Linked DNA regions of Homo sapiens: all the other regions are linked to region 2. A link is an interaction called in ENCODE POLR2A ChIA-PET data of the cell type or tissue named here. Cell type or tissue: PC-3. All regions are shown on one strand. Links, peaks and the distances in the headings refer to the core of each region. The heading gives the core; the rest is flanking DNA.

The links. Peaks named below come from ENCODE experiments on the same cell type or tissue, not always from the same donor. Only the 100,000 strongest peaks of a DNase experiment are listed, where the experiment ranks them.
Region 1: POLR2A ChIA-PET joins it to region 2 with 7 read pairs; 2 of 35 experiments call an interaction of 5 or more read pairs at or near these places.
Region 3: POLR2A ChIA-PET joins it to region 2 with 7 read pairs; 3 of 35 experiments call an interaction of 5 or more read pairs at or near these places.

What each region holds. Positions count from the first base shown.
Region 1 is chr5:100,169,773-100,176,249 of GRCh38, forward strand. No RefSeq gene overlaps it. Among named protein-coding and RNA genes, the nearest start is that of FAM174A-DT, 360 kb to the right of the region's middle. In PC-3, for the core only: no CTCF peak of the experiment used is centred there; no DNase peak of the experiment used is centred there.
Region 2 is chr5:99,897,856-99,904,332 of GRCh38, forward strand. No RefSeq gene overlaps it. Among named protein-coding and RNA genes, the nearest start is that of LINC02113, 370 kb to the left of the region's middle. In PC-3, for the core only: no CTCF peak of the experiment used is centred there; DNase peaks (open chromatin) are centred at 2,656 and 2,856; H3K4me3 peaks cover 1,058 bases; H3K27ac peaks cover 1,612 bases.
Region 3 is chr5:99,988,196-99,994,672 of GRCh38, forward strand. No RefSeq gene overlaps it. Among named protein-coding and RNA genes, the nearest start is that of LINC02113, 460 kb to the left of the region's middle. In PC-3, for the core only: no CTCF peak of the experiment used is centred there; no DNase peak of the experiment used is centred there.

The sequences.
Region 1 (6,477 bases), core at 1,863-4,362, 270 kb after region 2:
AAAATGGCCATACTGCCCAAGGTAATTTATAGATTCAATGCCATCCCCATCAAGCTACCAATGACTTTCTTCACAGAATTGAAAAAAACTACTTTAAAGTTCATATGGAACCAAAAAAGAGCCCATATCACCAAGTCAATCCTAAGCCAGAAGAACAAAGCCGTAGGCATCACACTACCTGACTTCAAACTATACTACAAGGCTACAGTAACCAAAAGAGCATGGTACTGGTACCAAAACAGAGATATAGATCAATGGAACAGAACAGAGACCTCAGAAATAATGCCGCATATTTACAACTATCTGATCTTTGACAAACCTGACAAAAACAGGCAATGGGGAAAGGATTCCCTACTTAATAAATGGTGCTGGGAAAACTGGCTAGCCACATGTAGAAAGCTGAAACTGGAACCCATCCTTACACCTTATACAAAAATTAATTCAAGATGGATTAAAGACTTAAATGTTAGACCTAAAACCATAAAAACCCTAGAAGAAAACATAGGCGATACCAGTTAGGACATAGGCATGGGCAAGGACTTCATGTCTAAAACACCAAAAGCAATGGCAACAAAAGCCAAAATTGACAAACGGGATCTAATTAAACTCAAGACCTTCTGCACAGCAAAAGAAACTACCATCAGAGTGAACAGGCAACCTACAAAATGGGAGAAAATTTTCACAACCTACTCATCTGACAAAGGGCTAATATCCAGAATCTACAATGAACTCAAACAAATTTACAAGAAAAAAACAAACAACCCCATCAAAAAGTGGGTGAAGGACATGAACAGACACTTCTCAAAAGAAGACATTTATGCAGCCAAAAGACACAAGAAAAAATGCTCATCATCACTGGCCATCAGAGAAATGCAAATCAAAGCCACAATGAGATACCATCTCACACCAGTTAGAATGGCGATCATTCAAAAGTCAGGAAACAAAAGGTGCTGGAGAGGATGTGGAGAAATAGGAACACTTTTACACTGTTGGTGGGACTGTAAACTAGTTCAACCATTGTGGAAGTCAGTGTGGCGATTCCTCAGGGATCTAGAACTAGAAATACCATTTGACCCAGCCATCCCATTACTGGGTATATGCCCAAAGGATTATAAATCAAGCTGCTATAAAGACACATGCACACGTATGTTTATTATGGCACTATTCATAATAGCAAAGACTTGGAACCAACCCAAATGTCCAACAACGATAGACTGGATTAAGAAAATGTGGCACATATACACCATGGAATACTATGCAGCCATAAAAAATGAAGAGTTCATGTCCTTTGTAGGGACATGGATGAAACTGGAAACCATCATTCTCAGCAAACTATCGCAAGGACAAAAAAACCAAACACCGCATATTCTCACTCATAGGTGGGAATTGAACAATGAGAACACATGGACACAGGAAGGGGAACATCACACTTCGGGGACTGTTGTGGGGTCGGGGGAGGGGGGAGGGATAGCATTAGGAGATATACCTAATGCTAAATGACGAGTTAATGGGTGCAGCACACCAACATGGCACATGTATACATATGTAACAAACCTGCACATTGTGCACATGTACCCTAAACTTAAAGTATAATAATAATAAAATAAAAAATAAAAATAAATAAAAAAAAAGAACTGCACCCTCCAAGGGAAAGGGCTAGGGAATGCTGCATCATAAACAGAATTCAAGAGAAAAAAGCTTTAATCCCATTACTTGGAAGATGAATATGCTTATCTTTCAGTTCGACTGGTGTTTGAGTCACATCTCAGAAGAACCGAAGGAGCAAAAGGCTGGTTGAAGGAACCTGTGGCATCAGAGAAAAGGCTAGGACCTAGGAAGAACTCCATTCCTAGTGTGTGCTGAAGCAGATACAGGCTACACAGCAGAGAAACAGCATAGTGGTTTCTTGTATCATATACAAGAAGAGGTAAGAGGTCTGAGAAAGTAAAAGGTAGATCATTGGATGTCCAGGGCTATAGATAAGTTCCAGAGAGACAAGCCTAAAGAGATATGTTTGCAATGGGTAGTGCATCACTAACATAGGCTGTCTCCAAATAAACCAGGAAATGATAAAAAATATATATTCTTTAAAATTGTGGCACATTCCAAGGAGCAAAAAACAAGTTCTTTCTTTTCTCATACCTATCCTGAAAGGATAAGAAAACAAGAATGATGATATTGTTAAAGGAAAAACAGAAGTTGATGCAAAACCAATTGTTCTTAAGGAAGGTTTACAGAATTAGAGGGAAAAAAAAAACACAATCCTAACCTTCGGAAAGCTACAACTTATAAAAGCAGAATTGAGTAAGATAAGTTGTCAAAGAGATGGTAAAAGAGCTCACGGCAAAAAAAAAAAAAAACAAACAAACAAAAAAAAACGCAATACAGAAGACAAGAAAGGTGAAAATTTCAAGAAGGAGGGAGTTATTGGCTATGTGGAACATAATAAGTTCATGTAAGATTAGGATTTAAAAAGGTATGTTTTACCTTCTTGAGAGCAGTTCTCATGGAATGATGTAAGCTGAAGTCATTTTAAGCTGGAAAATGCATTCATTTTTTAACCATGGAGACATTTCTATAGTAGATTTTCTATTATAGAAATTTTGAAAATTCTGATAAAAGTAATAGCAACTCTTTTTGCCTCTACCACTTCCTGGCTATATGTCCTGAGTAAGTCACTTGACTCAGGGATTGTTGGAGTTGATATAAGAAGACAATTTTGCAGAACTGGCTAACAATTTAATTTAGTTTAAAGGCCTTGAAATGAATATTTTTTCTATCAGTATGGATTATTTAAATAGATATTTATACATGTTTATTAGAGATTCTATAATCACATAAAGATTTTTTTCAGTGCCATGCAGTAACATTCAAACAATACATTTTGTTACTGTAAATGTCTAAATTTTTAAAAAATGAATGTTTTGGAAGAAATAAAAATTAATTCTAAAAATGACAGTTTACTTTAACATAGATTTGAAATTAATTTTTGTTCCTAAAATGAACAAGCCAATGTACAAATAAATAAGTAAAATGCTATACAATTATATAGTAATAAACATTTTTTTCCAAAGGATGACTGTAACTCAATAGCACTAGTGTTATCCTTATTTATATAAAATGACCTTCAACACAAAAAAGCGGAAAATGTATATCAGAGAAAACTAATTTAAAGTAGTATATTTCACTAATTATTCCATTTAAGACATAAGATAATTCCATTTAAGACATAAGATAATCTTATTAAATTTGAGAAAGAGTATGGCAATATAGGTGATAAGATCTGAATCATGCCTAACAAAGAGTTAAGTAATAATTGGCAGCTATAATTTAAGTAAATATTTAAGTTATTGATATATGATAATAATGTGGCCAAAAAAAGCATCCAAGAACTGATTTCATGAAACAGAAAAACATACTTCAAGATATTTTTTAATGTCACCTGCGTAAATTATCTCAAAATTAAAAGAATCCGTGAATGCAATGATATAAAGTACAAGCTAATTAACTTACACATATCCTAGCTTAAAATTAATTTATCATGCCTTAAAGTTCAACAAAATTGCACAAAGTCATCCTTCAAAGAAGGATGTTTATCTCCATGATATTTAGAAATAAATAAGAGGAGCTATTAAATAGTTTATTGTTTAATAGAGCCTAAAAATGGCAAATATGTCTGATTGTCAATTTTGAATGTCCTGTGTGATTATCACTTATAAAACATGACTTTATATTAAAATATATTACTTGAAATATTATTGTATTAGGATATTTTTATGTATGCTAGAGGAAATTTTAATCTACTGTCTATCTGTTTAGAAATTAATCTAATCTGTTTAGAAAATGAAATAAAATATAAATACCATTCTTATAAAAATTGCCAGATCTTGAGAAATGATTTTCAGTAAGTATATGTATTAAGCAAACAATAGTTTATATTTTTCTATTGGAATGTAAAAGCTTATATAATAAGAACTTCCATTATTTTTCTTTTTTCGAATGAAAGTGAAACATGAAAACACATAATGAAAGTAAAATTTAACAGTGGGCAATAAACATACATATAGATATATAAAATTGCACATATATAAACATGAGCATTTTAAAAATATATATAATGTGTATAGATATATTTATAGCTATCATCACAATATATCTTTGAATGATTTGTTATATTCATAGAAAGATCAACTGAGTAAAATAGAGATTTTAGAAAGACTTAAATATATGTATTTCACTTTAAATCATGGGGGAGAGATTACAGTAACTAACTTCCAGATAGCTCCCAATGACTGTCTCTTCTCCTTTTATTCATTGCTTCTGTAGTCTTCTTCCACATTGTATCATGGTTGGTCTGTGTTGTGTCACCAGTAGAATATGGAGGAAGTGATGGTATATAATTTCTAAATTAGGTTATAAAAGACACTACGAATTCCCTTTTGCACTCTTTGTCTTTGTCTCTCACCACTGAGTCTGGAGAAAGCTGACTGCCATGTTACCCTATGCAGAGGCCCATGTGGTAAGGAACAAAGGCCTTCTCCCAACAACCATGTGACTGAGCTTAAAAGTGGATCCTTATTTCAATTAACTTAGCAAAAGAAAACCCACAGAATGATTAACATATCATGATGCGAACAAGGATCAGGAAGAAATATTCAGTAAATTTTTTTTTTTTTTACTTTCTGCCATCCAGGAATCATTTAGATAGTAATAACAGTATATAATTATCTGTTTCTATTTCTCCTGTAATTTTTACATTACATTTACATTGCTACATTTTCCTAAATATTAATATACCTGTTTCTGCAATGTGCTACTATTTTATTTTTGGAGATGACTATTTAGCAAACTAGTAGCAGCAAAAGACCAAAAGTTACCTGTGTACTAAAGGTCAGATGCGGCAAAGCACAAAAATAAGAAAATGTCCAAACAACAGAAAATCCACCTGTGACACAAGTGACGTTTTTTTGGATAAAGACAAAATGTATTTTCTTTTGTACCAAAACGAGAATAAAAAAGGTTAGTTGATTAAATATATTGTACTCTAACTATATTTTGTTGCACTATTTATAATAAGGACCTTGGCAAAACTTAAAGTTGTTGTAAAATAGGTCTTTTAAATGAATTATATGTATCTTGTAGGATTTTGTAACTTACATTTGAGAAAGCTAACTAATATTTCCCTCCTAAAGATTGATATAAATACAAATTTATTCTTTGGATATTACAGAGAATCTATAACATTGAACTAGAATAAAATGACATTTAGATTACTTTGCTTTTTGATTAATCCCTATCACACCAGAAATATAAAGAAATTGAGTAGGGCATAGATTTTACAACGGAACCCAACAACGTTCATTCCTGAAGACAGCTGCCAAGTATAAAGAAGCTAAGAAGTTAGCTCTAGGAAGGTATATGTCCATATGCATATACATCCATAAGATTATGCCATCAAATTATACACATAAGTAAATTTCTGTCAGAAAATTCTACCATTGCTAATCTTCATAAATTAGCCCACCTACCCAAATGAAACATATATCTCCTATTCATAGCCTTCAATGATCCTCAGCCATTAAATCTAGATTTTTCTTGTGGTTTTCTTGTAAAGAATATAATGTGTTAGAAGTGAAATCATATGATCTATGAAGCCAGTTAAGAAAAATATATTGAGGTCACTGCTTTACTCTTGGAATGCTATTCAAGGCCAACTGCGATGAAAAAATGTCTGGTTATTGTGAGAGCACAATGAATGCTGTGAGGAAGCCCAAATGAGCACATAGAGGAACTCATTGTTATAGAGAGGTGCCCAGCCAGCTATGAATGTTAGCCATGTTTGACCCTCCAGACAAACCTAAAAAGTACCAGTGAATGGCTGCAGTTGACATATGAAGCAAGAGGTTATCCCAGCCAAACTCAATGTGAATACTTGCCACACAAAATTGTGATACAACAAAATATTGGTTTGCTGTTTTAAGCTTTAGGGAAGTTTTTTACACAAGAATATATAATCAGAATGAAATTTGGTACGTGGGACTGGGGAGTCAATGTATCAAAAACTCTAAAACACTTGCCTTTAAAACTGAGCAGGGGGCATGACCTAAAAGAGCCTCAAGATGACTTTCATTGAAAGCTGGATGATCCTGAAGGAGACACTTCATAACCATGAACATGAGACAATGCCAAGATGAGACAATGTTGTTGAAGACCATAAAATAACACCTTCTATGTAATGGCAGAAACTTTGGTAACACTGTCTCATACAGTAACATGGAAATAGAAAAGGTATCTAATGAATTCATGTATCCGTCTATGTAGATTTATTAGCAAAAAGTGGAAAATAACATAAACATTGCTTCTTATGCATATGATAAAAATTTTAAAAGAATGAAGAACTGATATTTTAATATACAGCTCTGATAATAATTTAATGTGAAATCCAGGCTTTGTGGCTCACGCCTGTAATTCCAACAT
Region 2 (6,477 bases), core at 1,644-4,143:
CAGAGTGAACAGGCAACCTACAAAATGGGAGAAAATTTTCGCAACCTACTCATCTGACAAAGGGCTAATATCCAGAATCTACAATGAACTCAAACAAATTTACAAGAAAAAAACAAACAACCCCATCAAAAAGTGGGCAAAGGACATGAACAGACACTTCTCAAAAGAAGACATTTATGCAGCCAAAAAACACATGAAAAAATGCTCATCATCACTGGCCATCAGAAAAATGCAAATCAAAACCACAATGAGATACCATCTCACACCAGTTAGAATGGCAATCATTCAAAAGTCAGGAAACAACAGGTGCTGGAGAGGATGTGGAGAAATAGGAACACTTTTACACTGTTGGTGGGACTGTAAACTAGTTCAACCATTGTGGAAGTCAGTGTGGCGATTCCTCAGGGATCTAGAACTGGAAATACCATTTGACCCAGCCATCCCATTACTAGGTATATACCCAAAGGACTATAAATCATGCTGCTATAAAGACACATGCACACGTATGTTTATTGCGGCATTATTCACAATAGCAAAGACTTGGAACCAACCCAAATGTCCAACAATGATAGACTGGATTAAGAAAATGTGGCACATATACACCATGGAATACTATGCAGCCATAAAAAATGATGAGTTCATGTCCTTTGTAGGGACATGGATGAAATTGGAAATCATCATTCTCAGTAAACTATCGCAGGAACAGAAAACCAAACACCGCATATTCTCACTCATGGGTGGGAATTGAACAATGAGATCACATGGACACAGGAAGGGGAATATCACACTCTGGGTACTGTGGTGGGGTGGGGGGAGGGGGGAGGGATGGCATTGGGAGATATACCTGATGCTAGATGACGGGTTGGTGGGTGCAGCGCACCAGCATGGCACATGTATATGTATGTAACTAACCTGCACAATGTGCACATGTACCCTAAAACTTAAAGTATAATTAAAAAAAAAAAGAAAAGAAAACTTTCCATTAATTGTTTGGGGAGTTCCCACCGAAGGTCACAGAATTTGAACTGAAGTTTTTCACCTGAAGAGCTGAATTAGAAGTCCTCAGGCATCTGCCTGCAAGCTGTTGTGTTCTTTGAGGACTTCTAAGAAGCTACCATAAATTACCCAGTCTGGAACAGTGAAAACAGTTGTCCTCCAGAACATGCAAGGATGTTGCTGTGTGAACTTTGCCTTTGCCCAGAGAATGATAACTTCACCTTCATTACAGTATTCCAAATACCCTGAATTCCTCACGTAAGGGAGCCTTATCCAAGAACTGTACAATGAGGGGGGCTTTGGAACTCCATCAATTCCCTGGTGGTGTTGATGCCCAACCGGCCTCCAGTGGTCCTTCTCAATGCATGGATTTTTGGACTCAGCAGTAACAAACCACAACTCCCTTTTTATCCATATTTTCAGTTCTGACCAAAGGTAATACCATCATACTTTTCTTACCTAGTTCAGAATGGCCCTTATAAGCTCAAACACATAATCAAGAGAAAATACAAAACCTTGTATGACATTCTATCTATCCCTGAATGAATTTTGTTTCTTTTCTAGTTCAGTCACAATCGTTCTTTTGTATCTTGAAACTTAAAGACTAAATTATATGAGCAATTTTTAGTGATGCTGTTTATATTAGATAATAAAGGAACCATAGGGAGAAAGATTAAAACATTATTTGTTAATAGATACAAAATATATATATGCATATATATAAGCAAGAAGAAAATATGGATAATTACTACAATCCTTGTTTATGCAAATGATCTCATATTCATAGTCGGCATCTGTAACTTTTCTTTTCACTACCCAGTCCTCATTCCCTTCATCCTCAGCCAGTGGGACAGCTAGTCATGGTTCTTTTCCCGGGGGGTAAGAGAATCTTCTGCCTCCACTGAACAGTAGAAAATCAATCATGATAAATTATTCCAGCTAATACAGTAAATCCCTTCTTTTCGCCAAACGCTTCTGTGGCAGAAGGAATACAAAAATGCTTAGCTTCTGATTTAACAGACACAATCTTGCATGCCTTGGTAATAGCATACTTCCCACAGGGACAACAATCTCCAAACCATCAGAGCCTAATGTTGTGGAGATAGAAAACAAAATTTTGCTATTGGGAAATTAACATCCAGTGAACAACTCCTCTCATGTCTACTCCTTGGCCCTTGGGCCCATGAATGTTGGCTGTAAGAGAAAGCGCACTGTAACACTGATCAATGGTTCAGAGCATATAACAAATCTAGGACATTGCCCCGCCACACAAACGGTTTTCCCTGTTGGTACTGTTCTTCAAATATCATTCTGCTGCTCTACAAAATAGTTTTAAGGTAATGAATGACAAGGCTTTATGGTAAATTATGCTACATTATTATTTTTAGGGTATTCTATAAGGCAGGAAAGGGAAATACATATTCACAACAAATATCTAGTCTAAAAGAATACATATCCTGCCATATACAATATGAAGGTATGCAATATAACCAACCTGCTATTAGGTGACGTGTTTGTCTCCAGGGATGTTATTATATTGGGAGTTCATGACTAATCACTGTTACTGCCAAGTAAGCTGCATCAAATCAGATCTTTAATAGAGAAAGTATCTGTGTTAGAGCTCCCTGCTAAGTTCTACTCCTGCTGTCATGGCCACTTAACTCAAGAAGCCATTGAGAAAGAGCAGGCATTTCTGGGAAAAGAGGCTATCAGATATTTACAGAACTGATCATCTTTCCTACCTGGATATTGAGGGAATTAACTGTTGTGGTTTCACCTTTTGCCCATTCTCAGATATCCTTTTACTTTTTTCCTCCCTAGATGTCTTGTAACCAATTTGTGAATTGTTTTCTTTTCTACTCCATAAACATCCAGCCAACATGTGAGTCATGGCTCATGAATCACTGCAGATTTATAGCTCAGATTATTTATTCTTCCTGGTAAAGTGAACAATTAGATATGCTGCTTGAATTTCTGTCTACTGAGATTTTCCTTCACCAGTAGCATTGGAGGTCCTCCTGATAGGGGCTGTAATGTTGCTATTTGCCACCACTAGATCATGCTGAAATATAATAATAATACAAATGCCGGAATCATTTGTAAACCAGTTCAACTATTTTTCTTCAGCTAGCTAGTTATAGGGAATTTCTTGTGAGGTCATACATGTGGGTCGAAGAAGGGGCTATGTATCAGGAATATATCATGAGAAACTGAGCTAGTTACTAATGGAACTTACTTGTGCTTTGTGGAGTCCCTTGAGCTTGATTTTATATATCACACTTCTATTTGATTATAGAATGTTGCTGTGCACATCCAAATTTATGACTTGGTAGATCAGAAAACACTGATTTCAAAATGGAAACCTTAGGTTATATGATAATTTGATGGCTCATGGTGAAGCACTTAGTCATTTTCCAGGGCACAGTATTAAGCCAGAAATATTTCTCAGGAGTGATACACAGAAAATGTGCAAGGCTTAGCTATAAAATCATAAGGATTAATGCTGACTACCAAAGTTCTATACATTATATCTATCTGTCATAGATACTACAAATACCGCTGGATCCACTATATAACAACATTCATGTTGCTCCTACTGTTACTTTTGTACTTATTCTGTAATAATGTAATAATGCTGTAACAAAATTGTCAAATACCAACACATATTTATTATGTTTATGGATATGCAGGCCAAATTTGGCTTAGAGAATCAAGATTCAGTCCAATTTAACAGTTTCGCTTGAGTCTGTAAGATGGGTGGACTTGGCTCCAGCAAATAGGGTTCACTTCTGTTCCCCAAGGCTTCAGAATAGATTCTATTGAGAGGCTCTTCTTCATTCTCCAGGATACTAATTGGCTGTCAGTTATTGTGCTAGGCAAAATAACACCTCACCAAAGATATCTACACCTTTATCCACAGATCTATGAATATGTTACCTAACAGGGCAAAAGGGACTTTGCAAATGTAATTAAGTTTATGGATTTTGAAATGGGGAAATTATACTGAACTAATTCAGTGGGCCCATTCTAATTATTCGAATACTTAAAATGAGAGAACTTCCCCTGGTTGTGTTAAAGTGATGAGAGAGAACAAGGAGGCAATATTCAAAATGTAAGAGAAACTCCTTCTATCATTATTGGCCTAGGTGATGGAGTAATGAGGCCACCAGCAGAAAAAAAAAAATGTATGTTGGTTCTAAAAGACAAGGCTGGCCTTCATCTGACAGCCAGCAGTCTTACAACAACAAAGGTCTCTATTAAGTATAATTTTTTAAGATCAATAAATAAATCTTCCCTTAGATCCTCCAAAAGGAATACAACCCTGCCAACACCTTGATTTTAGCCCAGCAAGAACTCAGATAAGCTTTTGATCTAGTAGGGTAATAAATTTGTGTCATGTTGTATAAACACTAAATTTGTGGTAATTTATTATTACAACAATAGAAAATGAATACAATTACCCCTCATATCTCTCCTTGTCCTTGGATAAAAGCCTAGTCAGCCAATGTTTCTTCTCATGGCATGTACTAGAGCAGAGCATAAGAAGAGCAGAAATACATACAAGCTGTGTATTATTTATCCAAAATACTTGGGACCAGAAATGCTTCAGATTTTGGAGGTTTTTTCTGATTTTGGAATATTTACATTTTATACTTACAGGTTCAGTATCCCTAATATGAAAGTATGACATCCTAAATGTTATAATGAGCATTTTCTTTGAGCATCAATCAGTGCAAAAAAATTTACATTTTGGAGCTTTTGGATTTGAGATTTTTGAATCAGAAATACTTGACCTGTACTGCATTTCAATACTTTGTCCTGGAACTGTCACACTGTCACTTCAACTCAAAGCCTATAGGCCAAAACAAATCAAATGGCAAACTAAGCCCAACACTTATGGATCAGGCAACTATAATACACCTTACTAGAAGGAAACTAGAGGGTCACATATCAAAGAGCAAAGATATATATTTCCTATAGAAAAAGGGTATAAGGAAATGAAAACCCTAATCCAATCTATTAGAAAGCCATTTGGAATGATAAAACAGAATAAATAATTGGAAGACAATGAAAGACATGTACGGGAAACTATGCTAATCACCTCATAAATAAATTATTGTATGAATTTATATAATTAGACACATCCCAGATTACTAGCATGAAATACTTTAGGATAAAAGAGGTTTAAAATAGTAATTGACAAAGCTGTTGAGAGAATGAAAAATATGGATGACAAACAAGGAGTAATATGTTCTTTAATATTTAAAGATCTTCTTGATGGTTTAACACAACACACTGACACTCAGATAGATGAAAGGAAAATCTCTGCTACTTACAGTTGTGAATTAGAGAAGGCTGCCAGACAGGGCCACATTAGGGGCTGCTCCCACGGACAAGGTAGCAGCAAGCTGGAGCCATATGTGGGGGCAGCTTACGTATGACAAGTGGAGGAAAGGAGTTAGCTAGACTTTATGAACTTCTTGTAGATGGGCTGTTTCTAAGTCTGAAGTTAGAAAACAGTATCCAGACCTATGAAAAGATAAAAAATATGTAAAATCAGCCTTGCTGTTTGAAGGTTTCTGTCCCCTCCAAAATTCATGTTGAAACTTAATTCCCAATGCAATGGTATTAAGAGTTGAAGCCATCTGAAAGGTGATTAAGTCATGAGAGGTCCTCCCTCAAAAATGGATCAGGACTTTTATAAAAGAGCTTGAAGACAAAATGTTAGGCCCTTTAGCCCTTATACCTTCTCCCATATGAGAATACAGCAACAAGTTCCTATCTTGAAGCACAGGCCAGGGCCTCACCAGACATCAAACTTGCCCATGCCTTGATTTTGGACATACAGCCTCAGAACCGTGAGAAATACATTTCTATTATTTACATATTAGCCAGTCTGTGGTATTTTGTTATAGAAGCAAAAATGGACAAGACAGTAAGGCTTCAACTAGTAAACTACAAAATTAACAATAAACTAATCAACATTAAAAGGAGGAAACAAAAAATACAAAATTAATAGTTGAAAACATTAAAAATCATGAAACCAATAAAGACAAATATAGTGACCAATCAGATTTCCAAGAGGAGACAAAGAGCGCTATCAGATTTGAATAATTAATGATGGGGTGAGATTAATGCGAAAAAGTGCACCTTGAGAGAATCTATGACCTATGAAGATAATTAGCTTTAAGTGACTGTACATGGAAAATTTGGTAGAATAATCAACCTAATTCTCATTATCCTGCAGATCCAGGTCCAGGGATTCTGTTACCTAAATGCAACTCAAAGAAGGGGAAAGAGTGCTCATCGATTTAGCCCATCTTTCTCTCTACACCCTATTCTTTTCGGTGTAGAGAGAAAAATGGAGATATTGGAAAGTGAATGTCCTCGAGCAATGGAAAATGCCTTTGGAAAGGGCACTACAGTGGACATCAGATGTTGTAATTGTTTCCTTCTCTCTCTTTCCTTATGGGAACACAT
Region 3 (6,477 bases), core at 1,863-4,362, 91 kb after region 2:
TCCCATTAGCTCATTCAGCTACTATATATCTCAATTTTCAGAAAAAAATCATTAGTAATTATATTTTGTTTTGATAATGATAGTTGTTAAACTGTCTCCCCCAGAAGAAAAACCTAGCAAAACAATTCTAGATATCCTTGCCTTGACAAGAGTGGCTCCAAAAACAAAATTATGCCATGATAGCAGGAAGTACTTTTCACTGTGTGTCTTTTAAAGGTAAAACAGTGCATGAAGCCTAGAAAATTATGGTCATAAAAAATTTGAAACTTTTCTTATTTTTGCCAGCCAAATTGTAAAACAATAAAAATATTTAAGCAGAATTTGAATCAATCAAATGTATAAAATTATAATGCAGAAACAGGATTTGTTAATCTTATTTTAAATCTAACATAGGAAAGTATTAATTTCCAATAGTTTTGTTACAGCAAATGTATGGATTTAATCAGTGAAGTGTATGTTTCATATAACATGTATGCTATCCTGTCGATTGGATTGTTTTCTGTTTACTTATTTTATCATCCCACAAGTTAAGCTTTAGGCTGGTAGAGGATAGGCATCATATAAATATCTCATCCACAGCAATGTTTTGTAAACCCAATTTCCTGCAATAGTTCCAAACGTAATAGTTCCAAAATAATGTTTTATTTTTCTTTAGCTTCTAAGCTGTATTATCATTGTTTCCCAGAGATGTCTATATTCCTTCCAAACAAGTTTCTAGGTTCTATGTTTTCAGTCATATGACTTCCTTTTAAGAAAAATATTTATCTAAGCTCCTTTTCTGACATTCTACAAAATCGATTTATCCTCTCCTTGAACATCCATTTCAGTCTTATCCTCAACATAAAGCCACTTTGATCCAATAAATCGTTTACTTCAAATGCAAACACACACTGTCCACTCTGAAAACTTACATGACTTTATGGTACATCTATGAGGTTACTAACTGTTAAGCTTTAATTAGAGTTATCTGTGCACATGTCTGCTTTGCCATAATAAACACATACTCAGTGTGTATAGGGATTATGTCTTAGATACCATGATAGTGGGGCTTCTCAATTCCTATAGAGTATTCACTGGTGAATTTTGATAATAAAAGTAGATGATATTATAGAGATTTAAGGAAAATTTGACAGTAAAAACTGATTCTGCTTTACTGCCACAAACCTGTTTGTACCGAAGCTTGGTGGTAATAAGGGTAAGAAGGGTAATCTAAGTAACCGCCTACCTAAATTTAGCGATCCCAGATGAACTTGCATAGTAAACAAGGAGAATGAGCTGCTTCAGTTTCTCAATTCAAGGATATTTGTTCGTTTGGTTTTAGACACAGATGCCAATAAATAAAACAGGAAAACCCAATGCACATATGCAGTCATATCTACATTAACTTGGCCAGAGAATGTGGAAGAAAGGCTAGATTCTCAAAATCAGAAACTCTCACTAACATAAAGACTAAAAGTAATTCTTATATCCTTAACTCAGATTAATTTATTACCTCACTAATTTGTCTACATCTCTACAGTTTCCCAAAATCTTCTCTAGAGCTTTCACATAGAGTTAGATGAAAAGTGGGTTCAACTATATATTCTGGCTTACTTCATTTACCTTTCATTATTGTAAGGTGGGGCAGAGGGTAATGAGCATGTCCTACATTTACTTACATCTTTGGTTCTAGTACTACAGTAATTGAATTTCTCCTTTCAAATGAATACCTCATGAGGTCCTGATGTGATTATTATGCATTGCATACCAGTATCAAAACAGCTCATGTACCCTACAAATATATACACCTATTATATACCCAAGAAAATTTAAGATGAAAAAAATTATAGAAAATCTCTCCTCACATATTGAATTGCCTCAGTTCTTTGGTCAAAATAATACAAATGATTTCATGATTCTATCATTTTTTTCTACAGGATTTGTACCCCTTTGCTTCTAAATCCTAGTGACCTGAATATACTCAGTTTTTAATATGCTCAATAAGTAATTTTTATTAATTTCTTTCCCTTCACACAAAGAAGGTATCCATCCCTGAAAATCCAACCACCTACCCTATAAATAACTGACATTATCTATAATGTTAAAGTTAATAATTCTCGATATTTATTATAACTATGTATGTGTATACACACACACACACACACACATTTTTTTTTTTTTTTTTGCCTAAGTAATGAGAGACTTAACATATCATGTATAGAAACAGAGCTGTCCCAGAATCTGCAGCAACCAATCCAGGAAGCCAAGCCACAAACCCGGTAGCAATCATCCCAAAACAGTCACTGCTTAAACAATAACTAACAATTTCCCTCATTTTTGTCCCCACTTCCAATTTAGGACCAACTAGAGACAACCAAATATATTCCCCTAATCAATCATGAGAGTTTCACTCCCCCAACTGCATCTTCTCAATTAGCACATACAGCCTGCTGAACTTTTGATTAAGTACTTTAGCAATTATTTGCTAGTCTTTTCTAACCTTGTGTAGTGAATACATTTATTATTTTAATGCTTTAGAGTGTTTCTTAGATATGGTGTGTTTTTCATCTCTTTAATTATTTACCAGGACCTATCACTTGGCTTACAAATATTAGGTGCTGAGTAAATCTTGGTTAAATAATAAACTAGTATTGTTTGCCTTATTAATCATTTATTTTATGATATTTTGATAGCTGTGGCAATAGCCTAATAAAATGAACTTACGTGATACCATTTGGTTTATAAAACATTTTTTAATTAGAACTTATTTGTTCCACTGTCTTCACTGAAGCATGTGATTTGTAAGTTATTATCTTATCAAATATATAAATGAAGCCTTTTCTTAAGATTAATGAACTAGTTGCTTATTAGATATGATGATCACTACAATCAGTGCTATCCTCAATTTTAAGCTTAATTCTAAGGCTTTATATTCCAAATATATTCAGGTATATGCTCTTCGCTTGTTTGTTTGGTTTTGTGCTTGTGTTTTTGAATTGTGTTTTTCATGCCTTGGATATCCCGATGTGCTTATAAATTATGCAGTACAAATAGACATCAGTATGCTTATTGATAAAATCCTACTGGCTATTTCCATAAGGTGGCTTTCAAATTTATGGTTTTTTTTTTTTAGCTCCTGCTTATAACTAAAATCTTCGTAAGTGATATTTTTGTGTTCTTTTTGTTGTCTACTGTTATTCTCTTCAATTTCACACATGTCTTTCAAGTGCATACAAAAGGTGGGGGAGATGAGAATGACTAAAATAAAAACAATTAAAATATCGTTTCTATTTGTTTTCTAGTAAAAACATCATAATCTTTGAAATTTCACCTTATATTTAAATCTTTCATTTTTCATTTAAGCTTTTTACATATTTTCTGTTTTAATGCTAATATAAATGTGTTGGAAGTTTAAAATAAATGTCTCCTATAACGTCTTAATTTTTAACATAATTTCAAGAATCTAATATATTTCTAGTTTAGAAGTATTGCTTTTGTTGAAGTTACAAATGCTGATAATGATAATGAAGCAGCTTCAATAAAAGATGATCTAATAATTCTTTGTGTTTTGGAACAAACTTAATAAATTACGTTACAGCATTCACAATGCTTAGGTAGTTGTTTTATTTTTTTTCCAAAGTTCTCCAATACTTTATAGTCACTTATTTTGTAGTAAGAGGATTGTCCTTGTAGGCAAATCTAAAGTATCATTTGCTATGTATCAGTATTTTCTTTATTTCTCCTTTAGGAGACGTTTCTTTTTTATTTTGTGATAAGGCAGAAAAATAGAATGAGCCCAAGGGTGTTATTTAATTACATGTTTTCTCAGCTACAAATCAAATAGGTCACTTCCTTCTGAATGAAACCATGATGATAAAGGAAGATGGCATCAGAAATATTATCAGAAAAATGATAGTCAAAAGGAAATTTGTCCTGAGACCAGACAAATTAAGATGAGTTTTCTATCTCCACTAATAGCAACCAGTAGGAGACCCCTCTAGGTTTACCGCCCAGCTTAAGCCAATAATAACATTATTTTTCCTATGAAATCCATGTCTATTCCCTAATTCATATGGTTGTAACTTCAGTGGAGGTGTCAGTACAATAAGTTCTGTTCCCATGGCCACAAATGACTGCACAAGTGGCGACTTTACCAAAGACAATAATCCATTTCCCATGATTTAAAATTGGTATTAGATGATTAGTATCTAAAAGATTATAGTTTAATTTGTGCTGGTGCCTTCAAAAAAGCAACTTTACGATGTATGCCTTATAGAGCAATGTGTCTACAGTACTTGAACAAAGTTGCAGAACATAATACAGGTTACAGCCAAAGAATAGTGATGTAGCTAAACATTGAGAACCATAAATAAGGTTATCTTGAGTTACTGATGTATTTCTATTTCTTATTTCAATTGATTTCTGAGCTCTGGGTATATTTTGGCCCATTGATTTTTGAATCCTCAAAATAAGAGTTTTTCTACTTAAACTCAAGTTGTTTTTTGTTATTTACAGAATGTTAATATAGACTCAGTGCCACATATGCCAATACAGCCTTGGCCAGAGATGAGCTACCTTTGCATATTAGACTGTGCAAATATTTATTATTCAAGTTCACATAGCCTATGTAAATATCCTAAAATATAGGATACATAGAATATTCAAAAATACATTAAACTCTCGGTTTCTCAAGGTCAAAGACTTTGCGGAGCAAGTTTTATTTTTAAATATATATTCACAAAAGTATACACTGAAAAGTAATATATACTCATCTACAATATACTCATATTTACTAGTCAGGGAATCTTCAGAGTATCAAGTAGTTAAAGAGGATATTATTTTCCCTATTTTCAAATTACCATGCTAAGTGACTTATATAGGGTCATGTAGATAATTGGCCTCTTCACAGCATGGTGTTCTCAAAGTAGTCAGACATCTTACAAGGCGGCTGGCTTTTAAGACAGAGCATGTAAAGTGGTTAAAGGTGGAAGCTCCAGATCTTTCAACATGTAATCTGAGCATTTATCCAAGGTCACTTTACCACATTCTATTGGTTAAATCAGGTCACAGGACTTGCCTTCTTTCAAAGGAAGAAAAAAATAGACTTCAACTCTTTAAGGTAGAAATAATAAAGGATTTGCATGCATTTTCAATTTATTGCTCTAACAGACTGGCATGGGCTCAGTCATGCCAGGATCTGTAATACCAAAAATGGGGCTATTAATTTTAAGGATGATCATAATCAAACAAAGATCTCCCTACTCTACAATAGCATATAAAATACTTTGAATTTGATCTTCTTGAGTAAAATAAATATTTTGCACAGTTTTGAAATATATATGGTATTATTAATACTAGGTGTTAATAATACTAATAAATGTTATAACTTATAAGGCACTGGAATGCCAAATAACCAATTTCCTGTAGCACTTTAGCTTTCTAAAATTCTACATTTAAATGAGATCTGGCCCATTATATATTTAACTTACTATTTCAAAAGTGGTTTTACTATAAGTAAATAGTGTACCTACTTCTCTAAGGGCTAACTATAGAATAATAGGGTATTTAGCAAGAAATGAAATGAGAGGCTAAAATACTTGTCTACCAAGTAGACAGGTATCATGTGTAAATAACAAGGTACTTATGAAAATTACTTCATAAGAATCAATGGAAGAAAACATAAAGTACATAAATTATTGGTGATATAGTAGTAACTGCTCTGAAAAAGAAAACTTGTCTCTATCATATAGGAGGAATGTGCCACTACAAATGGAACTTCACTGCTATTCCAGTATCAGTAGGATAGGTACTAGGAGTTGATTTTGTAGTGATGTTTTAAATTTATGAAGTATAGTATATATTTCCCAGGAGGTGGAATGGGGGAAAGATTTTAGAACCTAGCCTTTGGCCAGAAAAATTTTATTTGTTCAACACAAACATATATGAAAGGGTTTAACATTACGGGAAACTTAATTGGTAATTGTTAACAGAGCTTCAGTGTCAAAAATTCATAGAAACCTCAAAGCTCATCTCTAAAATGTTTGACCCTTGTTTTTAATCTCTCTGAATTCTGACCCTCCATCTAAAATAGCTAAACAGAAACACTGAGATGTTCCATTTTCACCTAAAAGTTGGCATTTTGAAAACTGAATTCATAATTTTCTTGACAAAACAAATTTCAGGGTTACCTTAATTATCCAATCTTTTGTTTCAGTGTAACTTCTCTTTCAGCCATCCCTTTCTTTTTATTCCTACAGCTAATGCTCTGTTTCATGTCCCTATATGCCAGCTGAAACACTGAAATGAGATGGTCTATTCTTCCAACTTAATTATTAGGACACATTTGCATAGTACTTTATTGGTTTTGCTGAAATAATAATTTATTATATGGGATTCATACAACCTACCTATTAGACTCAGGCTGCTGAACATGGTATATTATGCTGTTAGGTTCAAAACACAAACTTTTCTTCCAGTTTTAGTTCACACTATATACAC